5 separate regions of the Homo sapiens genome follow, and regions 1, 2, 3 and 4 are each linked to region 5. Evidence: chromatin loops called from intact Hi-C (ENCODE). Cell type or tissue: A673. All regions are shown on one strand.

Region 1 (5,000 bases), 130 kb after region 5:
AATAAAAGAGGAAGTTACTGCTCTTATTTTTGTACCAGCCCGTCAGTAATGGGTACAGAGTAAAATCTTAGCTAAGCTGAGGTCAAACTTCAAAACTTAGTAATAAGGATCTCCCTTGTTCCTTTGTAGGGCGACTAACATGAAGGTTCTGACTCTTAACCCATAGAGCCACAAAAAATAGTCCTAGGAAAATCATATGATTTTATTTATTTTAGGAACAGAAATGGTCCCTTCCGAAGTAGAGGCATTTCTACTTCTTTCCTAAACACCATCTCTGCTCAGTGAGCTCTCCCACCCTCAGGTACTGTGTTTCAGGCTTATTGCTGTATTGCTAGAAGTATCCTCACCTTCGAGATTAAGAAAAGATATTTATTGCCGGGCACAGTGGCTCACGCCTGCAATCCCAGTCTTTTGGGAAGCTGAGACGGGAGGATCACTTGAGCCCAGGATCTTGAGACCAGCCAGGGCAGTATAGTGAGAACTCATCTTGAAAAGAAAAATTTATTGAGCTCCTACTGTATACTGGGGATACAGCAATAGGCAAGATAGCCCTTGCTCCTCATGTAACCTACAGATAATAAACAAGATTACAAACAAACAAAATAAGAGGTCGTTCTAGATTATGATAAGTGATGGAAAAGAAAAAACCTGTATCTACTTCTTATAGCAGAGACCTGCATTGGGAGTTGCTGTGATCAAACAGGAAACGGAAGGTGGAGTTTGCTTCTGTATCCCTCCATCCCTGAGTGGAGGCTGGGTGCTTCTCACGACCAGGGCCTCTGAGATTTCTTTTTTTGTTTTTTTTAAATTATTTTAGATTAAGGGAGTACATGTGCAGTTTCGTTACGTGGTTATGGAGCGTGATGCTAAGGTTAGGGTTTCTATTGGTCGCGCCACTCACATAGTGAACCTAGCATCTGATAGGTAGTTTTTTGACCCCCTTCCCCTATGCCCTCTCCCTCTTGGGGTCCCTAGTGTCGGTTGTTTCCATCTTTATGCCCCTGTGTACCCAATGTTTAGTTCCCACTTCGAAGTGAGAACATGTGGTATTTGGTTTTCTGTTTCTGCATTAATTTGCTTAGGATAATGGCCTCCAGCTGCATCCATGTTGCTGCAAAGGACACAATCCAAATAAGCACAATCAGAAATGACCAAGCTGACATTATGACTGATCCCACAGAAACACAGGAGATCCTCAGGGATGACTATGAACACCTCTATGCACACAAGTTAGAAAACCTAGAGGAAATGGGTAAATTTCCTTTGCACACAACCTCACAAGATTGAACGAGGAAGAAATAGAAATCAAGATTTATTTTCTGTTTTGTTTGTGTGTGTGTGTGTGTGTGTGTGTGTGTGGTTTTTTGTTTGTTTGTTTGTTTTTTGGACAGGATCTCATTCTGTCACTCAGACTGAGGTACAGTAGCACAATCACACCTCACTGCAACCCTGACCTCCTGGGCTCAGGTGATCCTCCCACCTCAGCCTCCAGGGCAGCTGGAACTACAGGCATGTACAACAATGCCCGGCATATATATATATATATATATATATATATATATATATATATATATATATATATGTGTGTGTGTGTGTGTGTGTGTGTGTGTGTGTGTGTGTGTGTGTGTGTGTGTATATGTATATTTAAATTTTTATATATAAATATATATCTATCTTTGTAGAAATGGGGTTTTGCCATGTTGTGCAGGCTGAAATTGAGATTTCCTAATGTAAGAAACAGAGCCCCAAGGGGCTCTTCTTGGGCTGGTCGCTGTATTTCATCAGGTGCCTCTGTGTTGGACACTTACTTCCCTCCATTGCATAGATTGGATCCTTTATGCTTAGCCTAGACTCTGCCCTTTGGGATGCAAGGAGCTGAGTGAAGGTTCTGGGAGAGTAGGCTTAAGCCCAGAAGAGGGAGGCCTCTCTCTGGATGTCATGCTAGAGCCTGCCTTTTAGTCTTTGTGTTTCCACTCTCCATCCTCCTCTTCTGGAGTTCAGAACCCCTTCCTGGTCAAATTGCCCCCGGGCTCTATGGGATCCTGTGGGATTCTATCCTTTGAGTCTACCCCACCCTTCAAGTACTTCCTGTCTTTTCACACCTAAGTGAAAGAAAGTAGGATAAGAACAGCAGTTGTTAACTTGATTGATTGTAAATTGCCTTCATTAGAAAATGTTAATTATCGCCCCTGGGAAGGGATTAATCCTTTAGGTCTCTAGGTTACTAGACTGGCAAAAGCCAAGTGTGCCTTGGTTGACTGTTTCTTTCTGAGAGTAAAGAGAAAACATCAGGGGAGGTAGAAACCTCAGTCATGGGGTAATCATTATGGCCATGTTTATCCCCATACACGTATCTTCTGCTGATTCTGGAGTCAGCTAGATTTTGTGACCCAGCATAGATGATATAGTGACATTGTCCTGCTGTGTTAAAAAATTTAAGTTCATAAGAAATGCATAAGTACAATCTCATCAGGATAAATTACACAACATAGATAAGATTGAAGACCTTTTAACTCTTTTGACGTCTCAATTTAGTCCCCTCTACCTTCCCCAGAAGCCTATTGTTTGTAAATTTGGTGTCTCTTATAGAACTCTGTAGCATTCCAAAGTCTGAACTTTCTCCCATGCATATGGCCACTTCCCTGTTGATGAACATTTAGATTCTTTTTTGGAGGGGTTGTGTCTATTACAAACAGCATGGCAATGAGCATCTTTCTACACATCTCATCAATATGCAAGTGTTTCTCGTGTTCCTCGGAAGTATAATGGCTTAGCCCTGGGGTATACACGATTCAGCTTTTAATAGGTTTTGCCAAATGTTCTCCAGAATAGCTGGACCACTGTATACTCCCACCAGCAGTGTGTGTTTCCGTCTCACTGCATCTTTCCCAGACCATGATATTATCAGGCCTTAACACTTTTGCCAATCTGATGGGAGAAAAATGGCATTTAATTTTAATGATCCTTTCCTGTCCCCTTCTCTTCTCTTCTCTTCCCTTCCCTTCCCCTTCCTTTCTTCCTTCCCTTCCTTCCCTTCCTTCCCTTCCTTCCCTTCCTTCCCTTCCTTCCTTCCTTCCTTCCTTCCTTCCTTCCTTCCTTCCTTCCTTCCTTCCTTCTCTCTCTCTCTCTTTCTTTCTTTCTCTTTCTTTCTTTCTCTTTCTTTCTTTCTTTTCTTTCTTCATTTCCTTTCCTTTCTTTCCTTTCTTACTTTCCGAGTCTCACTCTGTCGCCCAGGCTGGAATGCCGTGGCATGATCTCAGCTCACTGCAACCTCCGCCTCCCAGGTTCAAGCGATTCTCCTGCCTTAGCCTCCTTAGTAGCTGGGATTACTGCCACCTCACCTGGCTGATTTTTTTTGTATTTTTAGTAGAGACGGGGTTTCGCCATGTTGGCCAGGTGGGTCTTGAACTCCTGACCTCAGGTGATCCACCGGCCTCGGCCTCCCAAAGTGCTGGGATTACAGGCGTGAGCCGCTACTCCCAGCCACCTCTTCTTACTAGTGAGACTGAACATCTTTTTACATATTTATTGGACAATTGTATTTCATCTTCTATGAATGTCTCCCTCCCCACTTTTTTATAATTTCATATTGATTTGTAATAATTTTTATTTCAATCTACTAGACACTGATCCTTTGCTCGTTGTTTGTGTTTGTGTTGTCTATTTTCATCAAGTCCTGGGTCCTGTGTCACTTTAGTGCCATAAGGGAATGACAGACTCCCTTATTATTGGTTTAGCTCTTGAAGCCTAACAAAGTGTTTCCAAACAGTTCATTATTCCCACTTTAAGGATGTGAAGACTGAGGCTCAGGGTCACAACTTGTGCAATCTTGGGTAGACTTTGAATCTCTGAGCAGACTTAGAAGTAGACCAAACTGCTGTGAGCCACAGGGAGATTATTATTGCTAACTTTTCCCTGTTAGCCAAACACTTCTGCTTGGTCCCTCTAGAGAGAAGTCTTTAATTATTCATCTCTTTCCAAGTAATTGGCGACAAGTCCTGCAGCTGGGAGTTGGAATAAACTTGGTTGCTAAAAGCATCCATCACACATAAAACAGGGGAGATCTGGCTCCAAAGAATGGTAGATGTAGATCTTCCCCTACGGATTTGTTTTCTGAAGATCTCCTTATACACTGACCTCAGCCTTTTGCTGACCTATCCTTGTGAACTGAAGGCTGAAAAAACCAATGTAGCCATGGTCCACATCCATTTATCACTTTCAGAAATGGCCCCTGCACTTTATATTTCTTCAGGTCCTGCAAAAAATATTGAAAATCCTTTACAAATAGAGGCAAGGTCAGGCCATCCCTGTGGGATTTCCAGGGAGCAGTGCACTGACCCGTTTTGCAGAATGGGAAGCAAAAAATAAAACTCAGACTTAGACAGCTGGCATAAGCAAGGACTTCCCTATTCTGAGTGCCAAATGTCAATTTGAAATACTTGAACTTTTATTCTCTGGGACATGTACTGGCATTAGTAAGAATTTCTATTTATTGAGCATTTATTTGGGGCAGGCAGATGATAAGTTATACACATTAATTATCTTATTTGATTTTCACAATGACCTATCAGTTACATAATTGATTGTCTGCATTTTATGGATAAATAACCTGAGGCTCAGTTATTTGACTTGCTCAAGGTGATGTAACAAGTAAATGGCAGAGCCATGATTTAAATAACAAAACGCATGCTCTTAATCACCACATTAATGTCTTGATATCAATTAATAGAACCATTTCCCCTCCATTTTCTCTTTAGTTTCAGAACTGGTAAGAGTTTGTCTAATAAGATTTTTATAAAGTGGTGACATGAATGGCTTGTGGGGATGGAGACTGGGGCCGGCTGCCAAGGGTACCCATCTCACACGAAGCATCAGGTCCACTTGGGTTTGTTTTTGGCTGATTACAATCTTGAATCAAACTTTTCAGTACAGCTGGTCTCCCAAGAACTTTCTAATGTTGATTTGAGCTTCCCTGAATGAATCTCAGAAAATAAGAAAGG
Region 2 (5,000 bases), 760 kb after region 5:
CATGCACCACCATGCCTGGATAATTTTTTCATTTTTTGTAGAGATGCCCAGGCTGCTCTTGAACTCAAGCGATCTCCCACCTTGGCCTCCCAAAGCACTGGGATTACAGGGGTGAGCCACCACACCTGGCCCTGATTAGACTTTCTAGCCCTGCTAGAAAGCACTGCACTTCCCTTAATAGAGTAGCCCAGGCCTGGCTCCTTGGTGGCAGCTGCACCACTCCATGTGTACACCATGCAACTGTACTCCATTGCATGCTTCAGACTGTACTCTGTGAGCACCATTGACCTGAACTGCAACTGGAATAGTGCTCTCTAGAGTTATGCAGTGCGGCAGTCCTGTGTTCCTTGGGGAACCTCGAGCCTCCTGAATCAATGCTCACTGCCTTTCTCTGCCATCAGCATTTGTTGTTCAGTGACCCAAGTGGTATACTGCAGTGGTTCTGAAACGTTGGTATGCATTGGAATCACGACAGACTGTGAGGCACCATCCCCGGAGTTTCTGATTCAGTAGGGTCTGGAGGAAGGCCCAAGACTTTGCATTCCTACCACATTCCCAGGGGAGGCTGATGTTGCTGGCCCAGGAGGCACCCACTGGTGTAGTGGGTGCTGTTGGTGCCTCACAGGGACCCTCTTCCCAGCCAGTGCATCCATCCCCAGATGCCCAGAGCACTGGCTGCTAATAGCTCACAGCTGTTTCCTCTCTAGAGCACTGCGTGGTATGGGTTGAATTAATTGTATGCTCCTAAAATTCCAGTGTTAAAGTCCTAACCCTCAATATCTTAGAATGTGACCTTATTTGGAAAGAGGGCCTTTAAAGAGATAATTAACTTAAATTATATCATTAGGTCTTTAGGGCCCTGATCCAATATAACCACGGATATAGTTTGGATATTTGTCTCCTCCAAATCTCATGTTGAAATGTGATCCCCAGTGTTGGAGGTGGGGCCTAGTGGAAGGTATTTGAGTCATGGGGGTGGATCCCTCACGAATGACCTGGTGCCATCCTCCCAGTAATAAGTTGAGAAGTGATTCTTACAAAGAGCCCAGCACCTCCCTCCCTCTCTTGCTTCTTCTCTCACCATGTAATCTCCGCACATACCAGCTCCCCCTTGGCCTTCTGCCATGAATAGAAGCATCCTGAGCTCTCAGCAGAAGCAGATGCTAATGCCATGCTCCCTCTACAGCCTGCAGAACTGTGAACCAAATTAATCTCTTGTCTTCATAAATTACCCAGCCTTGGGTATTCCTTTATAGTAATGCAAACAGACTAGGACCACCACTGTCCTTATAAAAAGGGGATATTTGGACACAGACAGACAGATACACACACACACACACACACACACACACACACACACACTGCTAGGTAAAAATGAAGGTAGAGGGCCAGGCGCAGTGGCTCACACCTGTAATCCCAGCACTTTGGGAGGCTGAGGTGGGTGGATTACTTGAGCTCAGGAGTTTGAGACCAGCCTGGGCAACATAGTGAAACCCTATCTCTACCAAAAACACAAAAATCTAGCTGGGCATGGTGGCACGTGCCTGTAGTCCCAGCTACTCGGGAGGCTGAGGCAGGAGGATCACTTGAGCCTGGGAGGCAGAGGTTGCAGTGAGCCATGATTGCGCCAGTGCACTCCAACCTGGGTGACAGAACAAGACCCTGCCTCAAAAAAGAAGACAGATTGAAGTGGTGCTTCTACAAGCCAAGCGAAACCAAAGATTGCCAGCAGACCACCAGAGGCTGAGGGAAAGGCATGGAACAGACTCTCTCTCATGGCCCTCAGAAAGAACCAACCCTGCTGGCACCTTGAACTTGGACTTCCAGCCTCCAGAACTATTAGAGAATAAATGTCTGTGGTTTAAGCCATCCAGGTGGTGGTACTTTGTTTCAGCAGCCTTCCAAACTAATGCACAGCCCTTGGGCAGAAAGGAACCACTAGATGATGGCCCCCACACCTCCTGGGATCAGACCTCGGACGATAACCCACGGGAATGGGGCCAGCCCCTTGGCCTTAAGTGGGGACCAGCTCTGTGTTGTCATTTTGCTTCCTGTGGCATTAGTGAGCTTTCTGTACTGTTTTATCCTGCTTCCTCACTCATCTCCTCCTGAGAATTCTTGGTTTCCATCTTAGGATCTCCTGCTAGGGAACCCAACTCAAGTCAAAGGATGAGAATTTGCATTCCCTATTACCCCATAGGCAAGAAATGATTACTTTCTCTCCTCCCAATCTCCACCTCACCATCAAAGAAAGATGGGCGGCAGCCTAAACCTTGTGGGTATTTTTTGTTTTGTTTTTGTTTTCTGTTTGCTTGATTTCGGGGTGGTTTTGTTTTGTTTTGTTTTGTTTTGTTTGAGACAGCCTGGCTTTTTTACCCAGGCTGGAGTGCAGTGGCTTGACCTCGGCTCACTGCATTCTCTGCCTCCTGGGTTCAAGTGATTCTTTTGCCTCAGCCTCCCCAGCAGCTGAGACTACAAGCGTACACCACCGTGCCCAGCTAATTTTTCTATTTTTAGTAGAGACAGGGTTTTACCATGTTGCCCAGGCTGGTGTTTTTTGTTTATTAAGAGATGGGGTCACCCTATGTTGCCCAGACTGGACTCTACCTCCCGGGCTCAAGCAATCCTCCCGACTCAGCCTCCTGATGGCTGAGACTACAGGCGCCCACCACCATGCCTGGTCTGTGTTGGCTATGGTCTGTGTTGAAGCCTCCCTTACTTTGAGTGAAAAAGAACCTGCTCCTAGGCCTATCTTTGGGATAAGAAATTGTACTCGGCTCACCAAGGCCAGGGTGGTGGAATTACGGAACAGAAGCGCCCTCAGCTGGCAAGCTGGAATTAGACACACCCAACTCAATTTCTCCTGTGGAGAAGGAACAGCGAGGGAACACCAGCCCTCTACAGCCTTCCTTCCTCCACACACGCACTGCTACCCATGCTTTCAGAAATACTAAGAATTAGCCGAGCGTGATGGTGCATGCCTGTCGTCCTAGCTACTCCAGAGGCTGAGGCGGGGGGATCTCTGCATCTGAGAGTTTGAGGATGCAATGAGCTATGATCATGCCACTGCACTCCAGCCTGGGCAACAAAGCAGGACCTGGTAATACGGTTTGGGTCTGTGTTCCCACCCGTATCTCATGTCGAATTGTAACCCCCAATGTTGGAGGTGGGGCCTGGTGGGAGGTGATTGGATCATGGGAGGGGATTTCCTCTTGGGTGCCGCTCTCATGATAGTGACTTACCACTAGAGCTGCTCATTTAAAATTGTGTAGCACCTCTTCCCCTGTTTCCTCCTGCTCCAACCATATAAGAGGAAACTGCTTCCCCTTCGCCTTCTGCCATGATTGTAAGTTTCCTGAAGCCTCCCCAGCCATGCTTCCTGTACAGCCTGCAGAACCATGAGCCAATGAAACCTTTTTTCTTTATGAATTACCCAGTCTCAGTTATTTCTTTATAGCAGTGTGAGAACGGACTGATACACCTGATCTCTAAATTAAAAAAAAAAAAAGTTAAATACTAAGAAGTGATTTGCAGAGCTTGTAGGGGTAAAGCTGGGTCTAGAGAGGGCTCAAAAGTACTGCTTCCCCATATCCATCAGTTCAAAGAGTGCCTGGCCTCGATCATAGACTAGGGCAGAGCTGGCCTCCAGCATCTGTCCAAGAATGTGACCCAGACCTCCTGCCCCAGAACCTCCTAAGGGTGAGAACAGGCCTTTGGGACTCTGCCTCCCTCACCCTCACCACCATGACCCGGACCCTGTGTTTCTTGTTTCATTCCTTACTAGTCCAGATAGTCCAGGGTAGGAAGGCTTGGAGGGACAGAGTGTGGGATAGATGTGCACACACTGCAGCTCTGTGTCTGTGTGTGCATGCAGGGCCATGTGTGTGGGAAAGATGCAAGAAACGTCTCCCTAGGAGGGGAATACCTGCACACTGGTTGAGAACATGTTATTGTGAAAAGGTACCTTGGAAAGCGCTGTATCCATCAGCTTCATTGAGCAGATAAGGAAAATGAGGCCCAGAGAGAATAGACCTGCCCGAGGTTGGTCATGCTGGAGCTTACCCCAAGAAAAGAGAAGTAAGCGTGATGTGTATATTGGGTTGTGCACATGTGTGCTTGCCAAAAAAAAAAAGGTTTAAACACACACACACACCTCCTCCCCCACTTCTTCCTGCTACAACCATATAAGAGGAAACTGGAGTTTTTGTTTTGTTTTGTTTTGTGTTGTTGTTGTTGTTGTTTTGAGTCAGGGTCTCCTCTGCCACCCAGGTTGGAATGCAGTGGTACCACCTTGGCTCACTGCAGCCTCAACCTCTTGGGCTCAAGCCATCCTCCCACCTTAGCCTCTCAAGTAGCTGGGACTACAGGTGTGCACCACCATGCCTGGATAATTTTTTATTTTTTTACTTTTTGTAGAGATGGTGTCCCACTATGTTTTCCAGGCTGGTCTCGAACTCCTGGACTCAAGTGATCCATCCTCCTCAGCCTCCCAAAGTGATGGGATTACAGGCATGACCCACCATACTCAGCCCCAGGAGTCTTGATTTATGCCCCTGAAATGGTTTGGGTCCATGTCCCCACCCAAATCTCATGCCAAATCGTAATCCCCAATGTTGGAGGCCGGGCCTGGTGGGAGGTGATTGGATCATGGGGGTGGATTTCCCCCTTGGTGCTGCTCGTGAGTGCTCATGAGATCTGGTTGTTTATTTTGGTTTTGTTTTTTGTTTTGTTTTGTTGAGACGGAGTCTTGCTCTGTCGCCCAGGCTAGAGTGCAGTGGCATGATCTCAGCTCACTGCAACCTCTGCCTCCTGGGTTCAAGCGATTCTCTTGCCTCAGCCTCCTGAGTAGCAGGGATTACAGGCATCCACCACTACATCCAGCTAATTTTTGTGTGTGTCTGTATTTTTGTAGAGACAACATTTCACCATGTTGGCCAGGCTGGTCTTGAACTCCTGACTTCAGGTGATCCGCCTGCCTTGGCCTCCCAAAGTGCTGGGAT
Region 3 (5,000 bases), 520 kb after region 5:
CTTCTTCTTCTTCTTCTTCTTCTTCTTCTTCTTCTTCTTCTTCTTCCTCTTCTTCTCCTTCTTCTTCTTTTTCCTCCTCCTTCTCCTCCTCCTCCTCCTCCTCCTCTTCTTCTTTGAGACAGGGTCTCACTCTATTGCCCAGGCTGGAGTGCAGTGGCACCATCATGGCTCACTGCAGTCTTGAACTCCCAGGCTCAAAGGACTCTCCTGCCTCAGTCTCTTGAGCGGCTTGGATTACAGGTGTTCACTACCATGCCTGGCTAATTCTAATTTTATTTATTTATTTATTTATTTTTGGAGAGACAAGGTCTCACTATGTTGCCCAGGCTGGTCTCAAACTCCTGGCCTTAAGTGATTCTCCCACCTCAGCCTAGCAAAGTGCTGGGATTACAAGCACAAGCCACTGCATCTGGCCTGCAATTGCTCTTATTGGTCCAATTGTCTCTGTCCTCTTCATGAGACTAAGAGTTTCAAGTGATCAAGAGCAATCTCTTTCCTGCTTGTTATTTGCTCATCAGTGCCTGTCACAGGTGTAAATCTTAATAATTACTTATGCAGTTAGTTGATTAAACAAATACTATTTAAATGCCTACTATATCCTGAGCACTATTCTAGGGTCTGATAATTTAGATTTGAACAAGACAATGCACCTGTTCTCATGGAGTTATTTGGCTTTAGTTGGGAAGATGACAATAAGCACAAAAGCATATATGTACATATATACAGTATAATGTCAGATATTGATAAATGCTATGAAGAAAAAGCAGAGTGAGAGTATAGAGAGAAGTATGGGGTGTTATTTTTAGATAGAGCAGTTAAAGAATTCTCTAAGAAGGTGACATTTGAGCTGAGGTATGAATGAAGTGAGGGATTGAACCATGACAATATCTAGTGGCAGCAATTTGTGTGTAAATTCAAAATTATTTTAAAATAAATGTTTCTTACATATAAAGTATATTCAGGGAAGAGCATTCTCAGCACAGGAAATCAATGGGTGAGTCACAGGAAACACCTGGCATTTCTGTATCAATAAAATAGGAGGTAGTTGGAGGAGAAGGACAGGTGGCACAGTGCTTACTGTTTTTATTTATTTTTGAATTAACTTTAAACTTTTATCAAAACATACATGTATAAGATTTTTAAAATCAGATAGAAGTGGCTGTAGTGAAAAACAACTGTTCTGGTCCCATCCTGTTCATTCTCATTACTCATTTCATTTTATTTTAGTTCATTTCACCTCAACCTCTCTTCTTCTCTTCTCCAAATATAGATTAGAATATTTTTATTTTTATATTGGTTATCTTTAATTTTCAATGACATACCAGATACTCTAGATCTCCTTTTATCAACTCTAGAAGTATATCTTGTCTATTCTCTTTGTATAATAATATCAGGATGTTACATCCTACCATTCCCCTCCTTCTACCTCCAATTTCTATCACTGTCTAGAGAGTAGAAACATAACTTCATGTAATTGGGTTCAAAGAGAGAATAGAGAAAGAAGAGAGAATAGAGAATAGAGAAAGAGAGAGAATACTGAAAGAAGGTTAACAAGACTGAAGTTGAAATAATGATGTGTGAATGTTTTGTAAGCATATTTGGTTTTTAATGCTTTTTTCTATAGGTTGAATCTAAAAGTAGAAAACTCATAACAAGGCTATGTGTGAACATCAAGAGAGAATTCAAGATGGCGGGGATGACACTCTTTAGTCCATGTGTGCCTGGTTTTCATCATCTCCTTGACTTACACACATGTGGGTGCCTTTACCTCTGAAGACTTTTTCTCTTCTAACTGATGATGCTCCATTCTCTTCTGACAAAAGGTAAAGCTGGTTTGGTACCACTGACACCCAGGTTAGTTGGGGTCCAATATCTTCTAAGCCCCATATCCTGCCATGTTGTCTTCTCCTTCGTGGTCACATTTTACTGCTGATCCCATGGACATCACTGGAGTGGTGCCACAAGTAGATCACATAGACTTTTCACAGAAGTCTTCTGAGGTATCACAGAATTTCCCCCTTTTCTAAGAACTATCCTCCCACAACTCACAGGGGCTGGTCCTGATGGCTGCGTTTATAGTACATGACCCTGAATCGTTGGCCACAGCTGCATGGACCAGGAAGTGGCAAGCAACATAAGCTAGGCTGATCAGGTTGTCTCTCCCGGAAATTTTGAATTAGGACTAAAACTTCCCAGTTTAGTCTGGGTGGGTTTCTTAAATAGAGATGACATAAGAACTCAAAATCTAGCTTCTATTTCAAGGATCAAAGAATAGATGAAGCAAAACAATTTTTCAACTAAAAATATGAAAAGAGGCAGAGATGCAAAATGAAGTGACTGTCAAGACTCCTGATGGCATTTTTTTTTTTTTTTTTTTTTTTTTTTTTGCTGGTTCCAGCTCCCTGCCAAGGCCTGATTGAACCTCTGCCCTGTGGTTCCTTGAAACATCGTCATATTCTTGTACTAAATTCCCCATTTTCTTAAGCTAGCTCTGGTAAGTTTTTGCCATTTACAGTCAAAGTGAACTCACTAATAAAATATTCCCAACTGCATAATCTTCTCCCTGGGGGATGGGAATCATATCTTTGTATTCTCCAAGGTGCTGAGCACATAGGGGAATGCCTTGCACATAGTAGGCACTCGAAAAGCATCTGTTGAATTGAAGCAACTGAGAGTACTCCTTCCTAAATGACACAACCATTTACAGGGATCACTGACCCCTCCAGATGTTATGAGAAGATGGACAGGAAAAAGCATAAATAGATACACCGTGCCAACTACTTCACTAGCTGACAGCCCAATAGAAGAAAACAAAAGTCTTAATAAGAGAATCAGACATCAGTTGCAAGATGTCTGAATGTCTCCTAGTCTTCTGCCAGATAAGTGGGATCAGAAAGGGCTATTAGTAGACAAGAGTCTAGCTCCAGCCCGCCCTGGAGAGAGCTCTGAATCTCTTGGGTCCCTCATTGATCTGTTGAAAGAGCCCTCTAGTGGTGAAAATGAGGAACGATCTCTAGCCTTACAAGCAGATTCTACGCGCCCAGGTCCACACACCTACACATTCAATTGAATGAAAGGATGAGGTCACCCCCTAGTAAGTTGGGAGGCATGATAGGGAACAAACTGCGGCCTCCCTGCCTCCACACTCCCACTCCGTTCAGTTGTTCTGACTTGCTCCACATGCAGGCTCGGGACTTCCCACAGTGATCAGGTTGGCCCTGGACAGCAATTCCAAAGAATGAGCCTGCCTCACCAAGTCAGAGGCTCAGGACAAAGCTCCAGTTTTATCACATGTATCCCTTTCTCTTATTCAGCAAAACTGGGTGCATCCTGACCCATAATTGTTACCTTCATCTACCTGAGCTCCTGATCCTTTTCCCCCAACTATCCTTCTGCTAGGCTCCTGGGCACCATACTCTGCTTGTCTGCGCTTCTGTTGTAGAGCTAAGTGGGTGGAGATGAAGATGCTGCTGTTCCACTGTGGGTCTGGTAAATGGAGAGATTGGGGCATACTGTCCCTTAGCCCGAAGCTCACTCACCTTTCATCAACATGGTCCTTCTTTGAAAGAAGACCTTTCTCACTTCTATCCAAGCAAGAGAAGAATCAAACAGATCCTGAAATGACTGCTTTGATCATTAGTAATTATTTCATCTTATTTACCTTTCTGAGAGTGGGGAGAGAAATTTTTGCTAACTGAATTAATCCCTCCCAAGAAATACCAACCTCACCTCCATGTTACATATGGCTTTCCCTTAAAAAAGAAAGGTAATAACAATCAAGGCAGGATATTTTTATTAAGATGCAAATTTTCATTTCAGGAAAGAAAATGACACTAAGAAACTTGTAGGGGCCCTCGTGTATCCTCTCCCTACTATCTTCTGTCATTCTTCTGGAGTACGGCTGTGGTGCTGGCCCCAAGTTTATCCATTCCATTGTGGATTATGTGGCAAGATTTCAGTATTTCTACCTCCTGTCCATAAATCAGTGTTTTTGAACCACGACACATGCATATGCAACTAAATGCTCATAGGTATACACACCTACATATTCAAATCTATACTATACCTACACACGTGCATGCATACACATACATGTGCAAATATGTATGCATATGCATAGCAAAAATGCTAGGCATTTGCAGCAAATATGTTCACATGGTCCATAACACTGTCTGCAGGTACAAACATACATTTACATACTTGCTTTACTTCTATGACGGATTCACAGGCATTCAGAATTTATAACTAAACTGAACATAGCACAGGTGAGCATTCAAACACAATCACTCCACAGCTATATATTCAAACTTCCTCCTGCACATGAGTATTTATCTAACACCAAGAATAAAGTCTTCAGTCTTAACACCAAAATGAAAGTAGCAAAGTCACCAAGAAGTTGTGAGCTGCATTTGCGAACCCTTCAATATATTCCTGCTACCCAGTCACCTGAATAGAAGTTCCCAGGCAGCCAGAGATGGCACCAGGGGAGTATGTTTGTCTGCGATTACCTCCCGTTATATTTCTGTCCAGCTAAATAACATTCAAACATGACAGTTGGTTGCGGACACATCTCAGGAACTGTGGAAACAACCCAAGCAACCTCATTTCCAACTATCTGACCTCTGGATATCAGTCCCAGGATGCCATAAGAAAAAAAATAATAAGGGCATTTCTGTGGGCTGTTTCTAGTCAACTCGGTGTGTGCCCATGCATATGCCGGAATACATAGTAATAAAAAGCTGGTTAAATGCTGGTCCTTTGCAATACTGGCTATTTCCAAGGAAGAGAGCTTTCAGGTGTGCAATGCCATTTGCCCTTTGGACTAACAAGCAAAGCAGACCTAACTTCACCTGCTTCATGGTCTCACTTAGATAACAATGTTAACAAATGATATCTCAGAGACCTTTGAACAAAATCTGACATTTTCAGTGACTCTCCCACCATGAATCCATCACCCCCTTCGATGTAGATATGTTAAAATGTATAAAAGGCATATTCAA
Region 4 (5,000 bases), 300 kb after region 5:
TATAGAGATGGAAAGACCAGAGACAGAGACAGAAGCACACATGGAGAGCCACAGAGAGACACGGAGGAGAGAGGCAGAGAGACACAGTTGGAGAAAGGGAGAGACAAAGAGGCCAGAGACAAGTGCAGAGAGTGGAACAGACCGATTCACAGACACGGCCAAGGCAGTGAGCCACGTGCAGAAGTGGGACAGCAGAGACAAGAGACATGCAGCAACGTGGAAACAGAGAGACAGACACAGAAACATGGCAAGAGCCACAGGGGGACAGTGAGGTTGGAGCCTTCTGCCTGCAGGACACCAGCTCCTCTTACCACACATGGGGCCCTAATATAGGGACAATGTCCCTGCCTCAGAGACAGTGGTGGGTGGGAGCTCAGGCTGGTGCTCAGGTCCCAGAGGGCTCTCCCTTCCCTCCCCACAACTCATTTCTAGTTTTTGTAATAGGCCTGCTGCCTCCTGGGACTTGGGTGGTCTGAGAAGGGTCCCTTGCCCCCAGATCCCTTGAAATAGGGGCCCATGGGGTGACTTGGCCTCTCCTTCTGGCTTCTCCAACTGGAACTAGCGTCCCCCTGGAGAATCCTGGGTGCCTGGCACACCTTCCTGGAGTGGGGCATTATTGCTCAAGACCTAGAAGAAATCACCCACCACATTGAAATAGACACAGATACTCTACGGAGGAGTGCGCAGAGGGAGTGGATATCCTATAACATGAGAGATGGCCGAAGGCCAAATTCAGTGTATAGGCACATTTTATCCACCCTGCCCTGGCTCTAAATCTTTTTCCTTGTAATTAATTATGGTGGACACTATGGCCAGCCCAGACCCCCTCTTCATGGTCCCACCCCATCCCCTAGCTGTGGTTCACAGCAGTGCCCCATCCTGCATAATTGCCCAAGATAATGCCTCTTCCAGGGAGACCAGATGATTGTGGTGCCCAGCCCTCTTGTCTCAGTTTGGAACAACTCTGAAGGGTCATCTCAGCTCTGGGCTCCCCCTAACATCAGCTTTGATTGCATCCACGTGGCAAACGAACTTCTCCCCACAAGAGCACTCCCCAAAAACCTTGTGCTCAAAACTCCCCGTCTCAGACTCTTTCCAGGGAGCCCAACCTATTAGCTGTTAATATTTAAAAATCAGAGCTGTCACGTACACATCGAGATTCCTGCATACGTTGAGAAATGGGGAATGTTTTTGCTCTGTTTCCCACTTGGCTTGGCCAAGTCCCTGCCACCCCCTTAGCTTTCCTCACTCATGTGACCAGCCAGCCTGTGAGCATTGAAGTTGGTGACTCTGGCTTCAGAGCCTTAAGGGGTGTGGGGTGTGCTTGCTTCAGACTGCACCCTTGGCTGTGGGTGGGGAACAGACAAGTTCTACCTCCTTTGCCCATCAGGGTTCAGGGGGAAGAGTTGGAAAAGCCCTTCTGATGAGATCCTGGCAGGCAAGTTGGTCTCAGCCAGGCTCGTGTGTCTCAGCTGTCTCAAAGGAGGGAAACAGGAAGGGCTCAGCGGTCTTGGGTGGGGCAGATGTCTGCAGCCCCCAGCCTGGGCCAGCCTAAGCCACATCCCCTCTCTCTGCCCTCACAGCCTGCATGATGAATGTGCACAAGCGCTGCGTGATGAATGTTCCCAGCCTGTGTGGCACGGACCACACGGAGCGCCGCGGCCGCATCTACATCCAGGCCCACATCGACAGGGACGTCCTCATTGTCCTCGGTAGGTGGCCCTGGGGCTCCACTGGCTCCTGACCTTGCTTGACCTGTGTGATTGAGAAGGGGAGGGTGGCGGAGGGGTGGGGCAGTCCAGTGGAGGGGTGGGGCAGTCCAGGGACGGGGAGGGGGTGTGGCACTGCTTCTGCCCCATGCCCTGCCCATGACAGCCCCTCCCTGCAGCAGGGGGATCTTTAGAAACTGTACACCCTCAAAGCTTCGTCCATCAGCACCCCAGGCTGACTTGGGTTCAGAGAGGAGACGTCTGAGTTCCTTGGACTTCTAACTTCCTCAGGATCCTCCACTTCCCTTCTCTCCTTCTCATTTCCCACTCTTTTTTAGTAATCTTTTGGGATGGGTAGTTGCATTTCCTTTACTCAGATAGCAGAGAAGGGAAGCTTGCTTCTTCCGCAAACTTTTCCAGCAGGAAAAATGGAGTCTTGATGATAAACCCCAGATTTGGAGAATATAATATCTTGGGAAGGAGGAGGGTTGGAGGGTGCAATTCAGGGGCTTTCCACATATTTGAAATATTTCTTTCTTGAACCTGATGGTGGCTATGCTGTAATTTTATTATTCTCTATATTTTCTGCATGTCTAAAATATTTCATGATAATTAGAAAGCAGGATGGTACAGTCTCCTGGGAGATGCAGTGAGAGGAGGAGCTGCTGGTGGTGGTGGTGGTGGTGGTGGTGGGGCTGTCACTCATGTATCCCAGCATTCAAGACATACCTGGCTCTGATATGGGAAGTTCAAGCAAAATTGGAACTCAGCAGCACTGGCTTGAGGAATACTCAGCCATAAGCCCCGGTATAACCAGCACTGAGCTGGCTGGGAGTGGAGCTAAAACTTTGCAGGAATTTCTTCTCAAAGGCTAGTGACAAACTACTGTGGACTTTATATATCTAATGAATATAAATAAGGGTTTATGAGTTGGTAACTCAGGAAATTGATCATGGAAGAGATTAATTTTGCAAAAATTAGTGTTTCTGAGGCCTCAGACTGGTTCAGTAGCTCTGATGCATTGAGCCCTGGGTTGCGGAGGGGCTTTACGTAGATTGTGTAAAAGCTGAAAAATACTTATCCCTGTACAATATAATTCTTTTAAACTTGAGATTTCGTGAAGCCCAGTGAGATTTTAGAAAATGTGCAATCCATTGCATTATGTTTTCCTCCAAGTGGTCGCCTGCCTCCCAGTGTGATGCTTGGGGGCCCCAGGGGAAATCCCGCAGTTTCAGGTTCAAGGGAAGCCAGTTTTCCCCACTGATTGAGGTTCCCGATGCTGGTGAGACAAATATGAGACTCTGCTTCCCTCTGGTGTCATTCTGTGGGAAATACACTCGTTCCAAAGCATGACTGCGGGCAGCCAACATTTATGGGCCGCATGGGATGTGCAGTGCTCTAAACCTTACGTGTTATCTCTTTCCACCTTCACAACATTGTGAAATCTCTATTATTCTTGTTTGAGAGGGAGACTCCATCTGTTGCCCAGGCTGGAGTGTGGTGGCGCCATCTTAGCTCACTGGAACCTCCACCTCCCGGGTTCAAGCGATTCTCCTGCCTCAGCCTCCTGAGTAGCTGGGATTACAGGCGCCCACCACCACGCCTGGCTAATATTTGTATTTTTAGTAGAGACAGGGTTTCACCACGTTGGCCAGGCTGGTCTAGAACTCCTGACCTCAAGTGATCCGCCCATCTCGGCCTCCCAAAGTGCTGGGATTACAGGTGTGAGCCACTGCGCCCAACCTTCTATTATTCTTGTTTTATGAACAAAGAAGCCACGGCTCAGAGAAGTTATATTCCAAGAGCTCACACCATTTGCAATAATAATAAAACAATAGCTAAGATGTGTTTAGTTTTTAAAATGTGTTAATCATTGTGAAAAGCACTTACAGGCAGTATCTGATTTACATTGTTTCAACAACTCAAATGAGTTAAGTTATCATTCTACCCATCAGAAAACACATTTCCTCACCTAGGTCTGTTTGACTCAAAAGTACTATATAGTAGGTTACTTTTTTGTTTAGTTTAGTTTCGTTTCGTTTCTCTATGCCCTCCACCGTATTTATTCCTTTTGTGGTTTGGCTAGGGCACCTCCTATGGGCATTCCTTAGGGAGTCTTTGTTCTGATGTGGTACAGTACAATATTTCTTCAAGTTCAAGGTCAAAGTCTTCCCCCTTAATCATAGATATGCTGTGAACTTTGAGAACCTGGATCACAAGCCCCCGCTTCTCAGGACACACTGATAGGAGGTGTATCCATTTGCTGTGGCTGCCATAACAAAATACCACAAACTGGGTGGCTTAAGACAAGACGTTTAAAAAAAAAAAAAAAGAAACGAAAAGAAAAAGAAAAAAACAATAGGCCAGGCACAGTGGCTCATGCCTATAATCCCAGCGCTTTGGAAGACCGAGGTGGGTGGATCACTTGAACTCAGGAGTCAGCCTGGGCAACATGTCGAAACATCATCTCTACTAAAAATACAAAAAATTAGCCAAGTGTGGTGGTGCACGACTGTAATCCCAGCTACTTGGGAGGCTGAGGCAGGAGGATCACTTGAGCCTGGGAGGTGGAGGTTGCAGTGAGCTGAGATTGCACCACTGCACTCCAGCCTGGGTGACAGAGCAAGACTCCGTCTCATAAAACAAAAACAAGAAAAACAAACAAACAAAAAAGGCCAGGTGTGGTGGCTCACACCTGTAATCCCAGCACTTTGGGAGGCTAAGACAGGAGGATTGCTTGAGACTAGGCGTTCAAGACCAGCCTGGCCAACATAGTGAGACCCTGGCATATTGTAGGATTTCATTTCTTTGGGATGTTCAGAGCAGGCAAATGTATAAAGAAGTTTAATAGCACTTTGTGCTTTTCCAAATACTTTGATATCACACCATTCGGGAAAGGGCACGTTGTTGCCATCATGGAAGGGAAAACGAAGTCTCAGCAAGGCTGAACACCCTGACCAATGTCACATGCTGAGCAGGGGTGAGCACCTGGGCCTCTGGCCCCATGTCACAATGCCCTGCAATTGCCCATACACCATGCTGGGCACAGCCTGTACTCAGCATGGGCTTGTTGATTGATGGATGATAGAAGAGAGCCCTGATGCTGTGGCCGAGTTCTCTAAAAATAGAGCCAAGATGGGGATTTTGTTCCAGTGATTTATTGGGCTGCTCATGGGAAAAGAGAAGTGAAGGAACCATGCTTCCTTCCTCAGGCAGGGAAAAAGCTTGGCGAGAGTGTGGTCTCCGTGGAAGTCTTCTTCAGCCTGGTATCTGGTGGAATTTTGTACCAAA
Region 5 (5,000 bases):
ACAGTAAAGATACAGGGCGTTTCCTATGGGCCAGGCACTGTACAAAGAGCCTTGCATACATAGTGTCATATATTTCTCACAACAATCCTACAAGGTAACTACTACTATTATCCCCATTTCATCTATGACCAAATTGAGTCACAGAAAAGGTTCGGAGAAGTTTAGAGTTAACTTTCCCTAGACACACAACTTGTAAGCTAAATTATAGAAACAGGTGCAGGGTGCGGTGGCTTATGCCTGTAATCCCAGCACTTGGGAGGCTGAGGCAGGCAGATCACGAGGTCAGGAGATCAAAACCATCCTGGCCAACACGGTGAAACCCCGTCTCTACTAAAAATACTAAAATTAGCTGGGTGTGGTGTCGTGCGCCTGTAATCCCAGCTACTTGGGAGGCTGAGGCAGGAGAATCACTTGAACCTGGGAGGCGGAGATTGAAGTGAGCCAAGATAGGGCATCTGCACTCCAGCCTGGTGACAGGGCCAAGACTCCATCTCAAACAAACAAACAAACAAGCAAACAAACAAAAAAATAAATTATAGAACCAGGCAGGCCAGTCTCAAAAACAACAACAACAACAACAACAACAACAACAACAACAACAACAACAAAACCAGGGCCAGGCATGGTAGCTCACACCTGTAATCCCAGCACTTTGGGAGCCCGAGGGGGAGGATTGCCTGAGCCCAGTAGTTCAAGACCAGCCTAGGCGACATGGTGAGACCCTGTGTCTAAGAAGAAAAATAAATAAATAAATAAAATAAAGAGCCAGACTTTGAACCTTGGTGATCTGACTTCAAATCTGAAGTTCTTAACCTCTGTGCTATATTGCATTTCAGAGAAAATCCTTTGGACATGTTTTTGTTTTGTTTTGTTTTCTTTTCTTTTCATTTCCTTAGGATGGAATGATTTGGCTGTGAGTTTTAGATTTCGGTGGAAGCACGAAACTGATGATAATAGTGGTAACATTTGCAGGGTGGTGGCTTATTTCGGATCATGGAACTGTCTACTTAGGCTCTGGGATTATCCTGGGTGCATTGCCTAATCCTGCAGACTAGATCCCAGGTGTGGGTGGATCCCCTCATAGAACATTATTTGAAATGGGAACTGGATTGGAGGTGAGTTCTTGGCTGTGTGTCATAGTGTGGCTGAAACTGAAGCAATGAGCTCACTCACTTTAGAAGTCTTTGGAAGCAACAATAAAGATGGCCGGGCACAGTAGCTCACACCTGTAATCCCAGCACTTTGGGAGGCCGAGGCAGGCAGATCACCTGAGGTCAGGAGTTCAAGACCAGCCTGGCCAACATGGGGAAACCCCGTCACTACCAAAAATACAAAAATTAGCCCGGCGTGGTGGTGGGCACCTGTAATCCCAGCTACTTGGGAGTCTGAGTTAGGAGACTGGCGTGAACCTGGGAGGCGGAGGTTGCATTGAGCCAAGATTGTGCCACTGCACTTCAGCCTGGCCGACAGAGTGAGACTCCATCTGAAAACGAAACAAAACAAAACAAAACAAAAAAACCCAGTAAAGAGACACTCGTAAGGTCCTCAAGGGTCTGCCCGTGGGTTTTGTCAGAACTCACAGTAGCTCTCCAGACTACAGTCAGAATAGTTCTATTCTGGCAATTCTCCCTTGCAACTCTGGCTCTCTGGCTCTCTGGCTGACAAGAGGTTTGGCTTTTGTTTTGTTTGTTTTGAGACAGGGTCTTGTTCTGTCGCCCAGGCTGGAGCGCAGTGGCGCTGTCTTGGCTCACTGCAATCTCTGCCTCCTGGATTCAGGCGATTCTCTTGCCTCATCCCCCCACATAGCTGAGATTACAGGCCCATGCCATCCCGCCTTGCTAATTTTTGTATTTTTAGTGGAGACGGGGTTTCGCCATGTTGGCTAGGCTGGTCTTGAACCCCTGACCTCAAGTGATCCACCTGCCTTGGCCTCCCAAAGTGCTGAGATTACAGGCGTGAGCCACCGTGCTCAGCCTTGCTTTGTTTTTTTGAGACAGGGTCTCGCTTTGTCCCACAGGCTGGAGTGCAGTGGGATGATCACACCTCACTCCAGCCTAGACCTCCTGGGCTCAAACCATACTCCCGCCTCAGCCTCCCGAGTAGCTGAGACTATAGGTGCACACCACCACGGCCGGCTAATTTTCGTATGTTTTTTTAGTAGAGACAGGTCTTGCTATGTTGCCCAGGCTGATCTTGAACTCCTGGGCTCAAGCAATCCTCCCACCTCGGCCTCCCAAAGTGCTGGGATTACAGGCATCAGCCACCATGCCTGGCTAGAGGCTTAGTGTTAAGTCTTTTATTTACCTGGAGAAAGTGTGAAGAGGAATGTTGGCCTCTAGGGAAGACCCCTTTCCATCCGTGGCCTCCTGAGGGGCCATTCAAGGTGTTAGGGAAAGTTTGGACTCTGGCTTGATGGTTTCGTTTTTGTTTTTTCTCTTTCACAGCTTTGAATGGTTCCTCTCTTCTCTCTCGAGGCTGGTGTGGCAGAAAGATCTGGGGCTGTTTCCTGCTATGTGTGTGTGTGTGTGCGTGTGTGTGTGTGTGTGGTTCAGAAGGGTTTGGTTCTAAGTAGATCTTTGGAAAATCTTTCCTCATTAAATTGGTGACATTAACCCAGAGGAGCCAATTAAAGGCCTAATGCAAAACCTACTTCCAGCGGGGGGCAGTAGAGTGTAGCAGTTAAACATGTGGGCTTCGCTTCTGTATTTGGGTTTGAAACTGGCTTCAACCAGTAGTTGCCACGCATTTGTGATTACACGCCTCTTTCAGTGAGAAATTTTTGAACCTGCACCCTCAAATATATATATATATATATATATATATATATATATATATATATATATATATATATATATATAATTATTTATAAGTTGTACGCATAATTCTGGTCCTATTTGTTATATCATAAAACATAATAAAATTGAAATTAAGAATGAAAAAATAAAATGAACTCTTAAAATGCTTTATCGAGGCATAATTGACAATGAATTGCACATATAAAAGAGCATGATTTGAGAAGTTTTGATATATATATACACATACACACACACACCTATGAAACCATGACACAATCAAGATAGTGAACACACCCATCAGACCCAAAGGTTTTCTTTGCCTCTCTGTAACTACTCCTCACCTGTTTCTGCTCTTCTATCCCTGAGTAACCACCAATCCGCTTTCTGTCACTATAAATTAGTTTGCATTTTGTAGAGTTTTGTATAAATGGCATTGTACACTATGGATTATTTTCTTGTCTGGCTTCTTTCACTCGGCATAATTATTTTGAGTTTCAAGCTAATTATGGATGAAATTAAGGATGAAATAATGATGGAGTTAATTATTAAAAATACTGTTTTATTTTGTTTGTTTGTTAATGGTAGAAAATATTTGTGCTTTCAAATTGTAGATTTTTTTTTTTTTTCAATTTGAGATACAGTCTTGCCCTGTTGCCCAGGCTGGTGTGATCATGGCTCACTGCAGCCTCGACCTCCCAGGCTCAAGTGAATCCTCCCACCTCAGCCTCCCAAGTAGCTGGGACAACAGGCAAGTTCCACCAAGCTCCGCTAATTTTTAAAGTTTTTTTTTTTTTTTTTTATACAGATGGAGGTCTTGCTATGTTGCCCACACTGGTCTCAAACTCCTGGACCCAAGTGATCCTTCCACCTCAGCCTCCCAAAGTCCTGGGATTACAGACATGAGCCACCACACCCAGCATATAGAGATTTGTCTTTATGTCCTGGATACTAGTTTTTTTCTTTTACATTAGATTGAATTTTTTTAATTTAATTTTTTTTTGATGGAGTCTTGTTCTGTTGCCAGGCTGGAGTGCAGTGGCACAATCTCAGCTCATTGCAACCTCTGCCTCCCAGGTTCAAGTGATTCTCCTGCCTCAGCCTCCCGAGTAGCTGGGATTACAGGCACCCACCACCACACCCAGTTAATTTTTGTATTTTTAGTAGAGACGGGGTTTCACCATGTTGGCCAGGCTGGTCTCGATCTCCTGACCTTGTGATTCACCCGCCTCTACCTCCTAAAGTGCTGGGATTACAGGCGTGAGCCACCGCGCCTGGCCTAATTTAATTTCTGAGTAAGTAATACATTCACATGGTTTCAAACCTAACCATATAAAAACATACAAAGTGTGAACTCTCTCTAACTGTTGCTCCCTATTCATCTAAATGCACCATGCCCTCCCACATTCCTAAATAAGTTTCTTAGGCATCTTCTGGATTTATTTATGCAAATATATACACATATGTATGTATATATAGATATGTACTTTCTTGGTATTCTCTGGTTTTTTTGTTTTTTATTTTTTTGAGATGGAGTCTCACTGTGTCACCCAGGCTGCAGTGCAGTGGTGCGATCTCGGGTAACTGTAGCCTTTGCCTCCCATGCTCAAGTGATTCTCCTGCCTCAGCCTCCCGAGTAGCTGGGATTACAAGTGTGCACCACCACACCCAGCTAATTTTTGTATTTTTAGTAGAGACAGGGTTTCACCATGTTGTCCAGGCTGGTCGTGAACTCCTGACCTCAAGTGATCCACCTGCCCTGGCCTCCCAAAGTGCTGGGAATACAGGCATGAGCCACTGCTCCTGGCCACATTCTGTTGTATTTTTAACAGAAAAGATAGCATATTATTCACAATCATGCATATTGTTCTACAACTAGCTTTTTCATGTGACATATCTTGGAGATCTTCCTATATGAGTTTGTAGAAAGGTTTCTCCCTTCCTTCTTTCTTGCCTTCCTCTCCTTCCTTCCTTCCTTTCTTCCTTCCATCCTTCCTTCCCTCCTTCCATCCTTCCTTCCTTCCTTCCCTCCTTCCTTCCCTCCTTCCTTCCTTCCTTCCTTCCTTCCTTCCTTCCTTCCTTCCTTCCTTCCTTCCTTCCTTCCTTCCCTCCTTCCCTCCCTCCCTCTCTCCCTCCCTCCCTCCATCCCTCCCTCCCTCCCTCCCTCCCTCCCTTCCTTCCTTCCTTCTTTCCTTCTTCTCTCTCCTT

The links. Peaks named below come from ENCODE experiments on the same cell type or tissue, not always from the same donor. Only the 100,000 strongest peaks of a DNase experiment are listed, where the experiment ranks them.
Region 1: it touches region 5 in a loop (2.8-fold over the local background); 2 of 110 quality-filtered maps call a loop at or near these places.
Region 2: a loop joins it to region 5, with 8 times the contacts of the local background. A loop is called at or near these places in 19 of 110 quality-filtered maps.
Region 3: a loop joins it to region 5, with 3 times the contacts of the local background. A loop is called at or near these places in 13 of 110 quality-filtered maps.
Region 4: it touches region 5 in a loop (8-fold over the local background); 58 of 110 quality-filtered maps call a loop at or near these places.

Annotation. Positions count from the first base shown.
Region 1 is chr16:23,863,937-23,868,936 of GRCh38, forward strand. The region is part of intron 2 of PRKCB (protein kinase C beta); the gene reads left to right. Among named protein-coding and RNA genes, the nearest start is that of PRKCB, 30 kb to the left of the region's middle. RefSeq lists an enhancer at 1,824-2,470. In A673, no CTCF peak of the experiment used is centred here; DNase peaks (open chromatin) are centred at 2,835 and 3,905; H3K4me3 peaks cover 60 bases; H3K27ac peaks cover 4,773 bases.
Region 2 is chr16:24,496,567-24,501,566 of GRCh38, forward strand. No RefSeq gene overlaps it. Among named protein-coding and RNA genes, the nearest start is that of RBBP6, 40 kb to the right of the region's middle. In A673, CTCF peaks have their summits at 1,157 and 2,849 (motif pointing left); DNase peaks (open chromatin) are centred at 1,035 and 2,835; H3K27ac peaks cover 4,245 bases.
Region 3 is chr16:24,250,309-24,255,308 of GRCh38, forward strand. It overlaps LINC02194 (long intergenic non-protein coding RNA 2194), which reads left to right. Exons shown (of 4, transcript NR_146569.1): 3 at 1,625-1,823; 4 at 2,399-2,552. Among named protein-coding and RNA genes, the nearest start is that of CACNG3, 3.5 kb to the right of the region's middle. In A673, CTCF peaks have their summits at 3,000 (motif pointing left) and 3,199; a DNase peak (open chromatin) is centred at 2,953; H3K27me3 peaks cover 133 bases.
Region 4 is chr16:24,033,836-24,038,835 of GRCh38, forward strand. PRKCB (protein kinase C beta) reads left to right here. Exons shown (of 17, transcript NM_002738.7): 5 at 1,584-1,712. Among named protein-coding and RNA genes, the nearest start is that of MIR1273H, 170 kb to the right of the region's middle. In A673, a CTCF peak has its summit at 3,035 (motif pointing left); a DNase peak (open chromatin) is centred at 2,986; H3K27ac peaks cover 2,894 bases.
Region 5 is chr16:23,732,731-23,737,730 of GRCh38, forward strand. No RefSeq gene overlaps it. Among named protein-coding and RNA genes, the nearest start is that of CHP2, 20 kb to the right of the region's middle. In A673, a CTCF peak has its summit at 2,646 (motif pointing right); a DNase peak (open chromatin) is centred at 2,671; H3K27ac peaks cover 1,950 bases.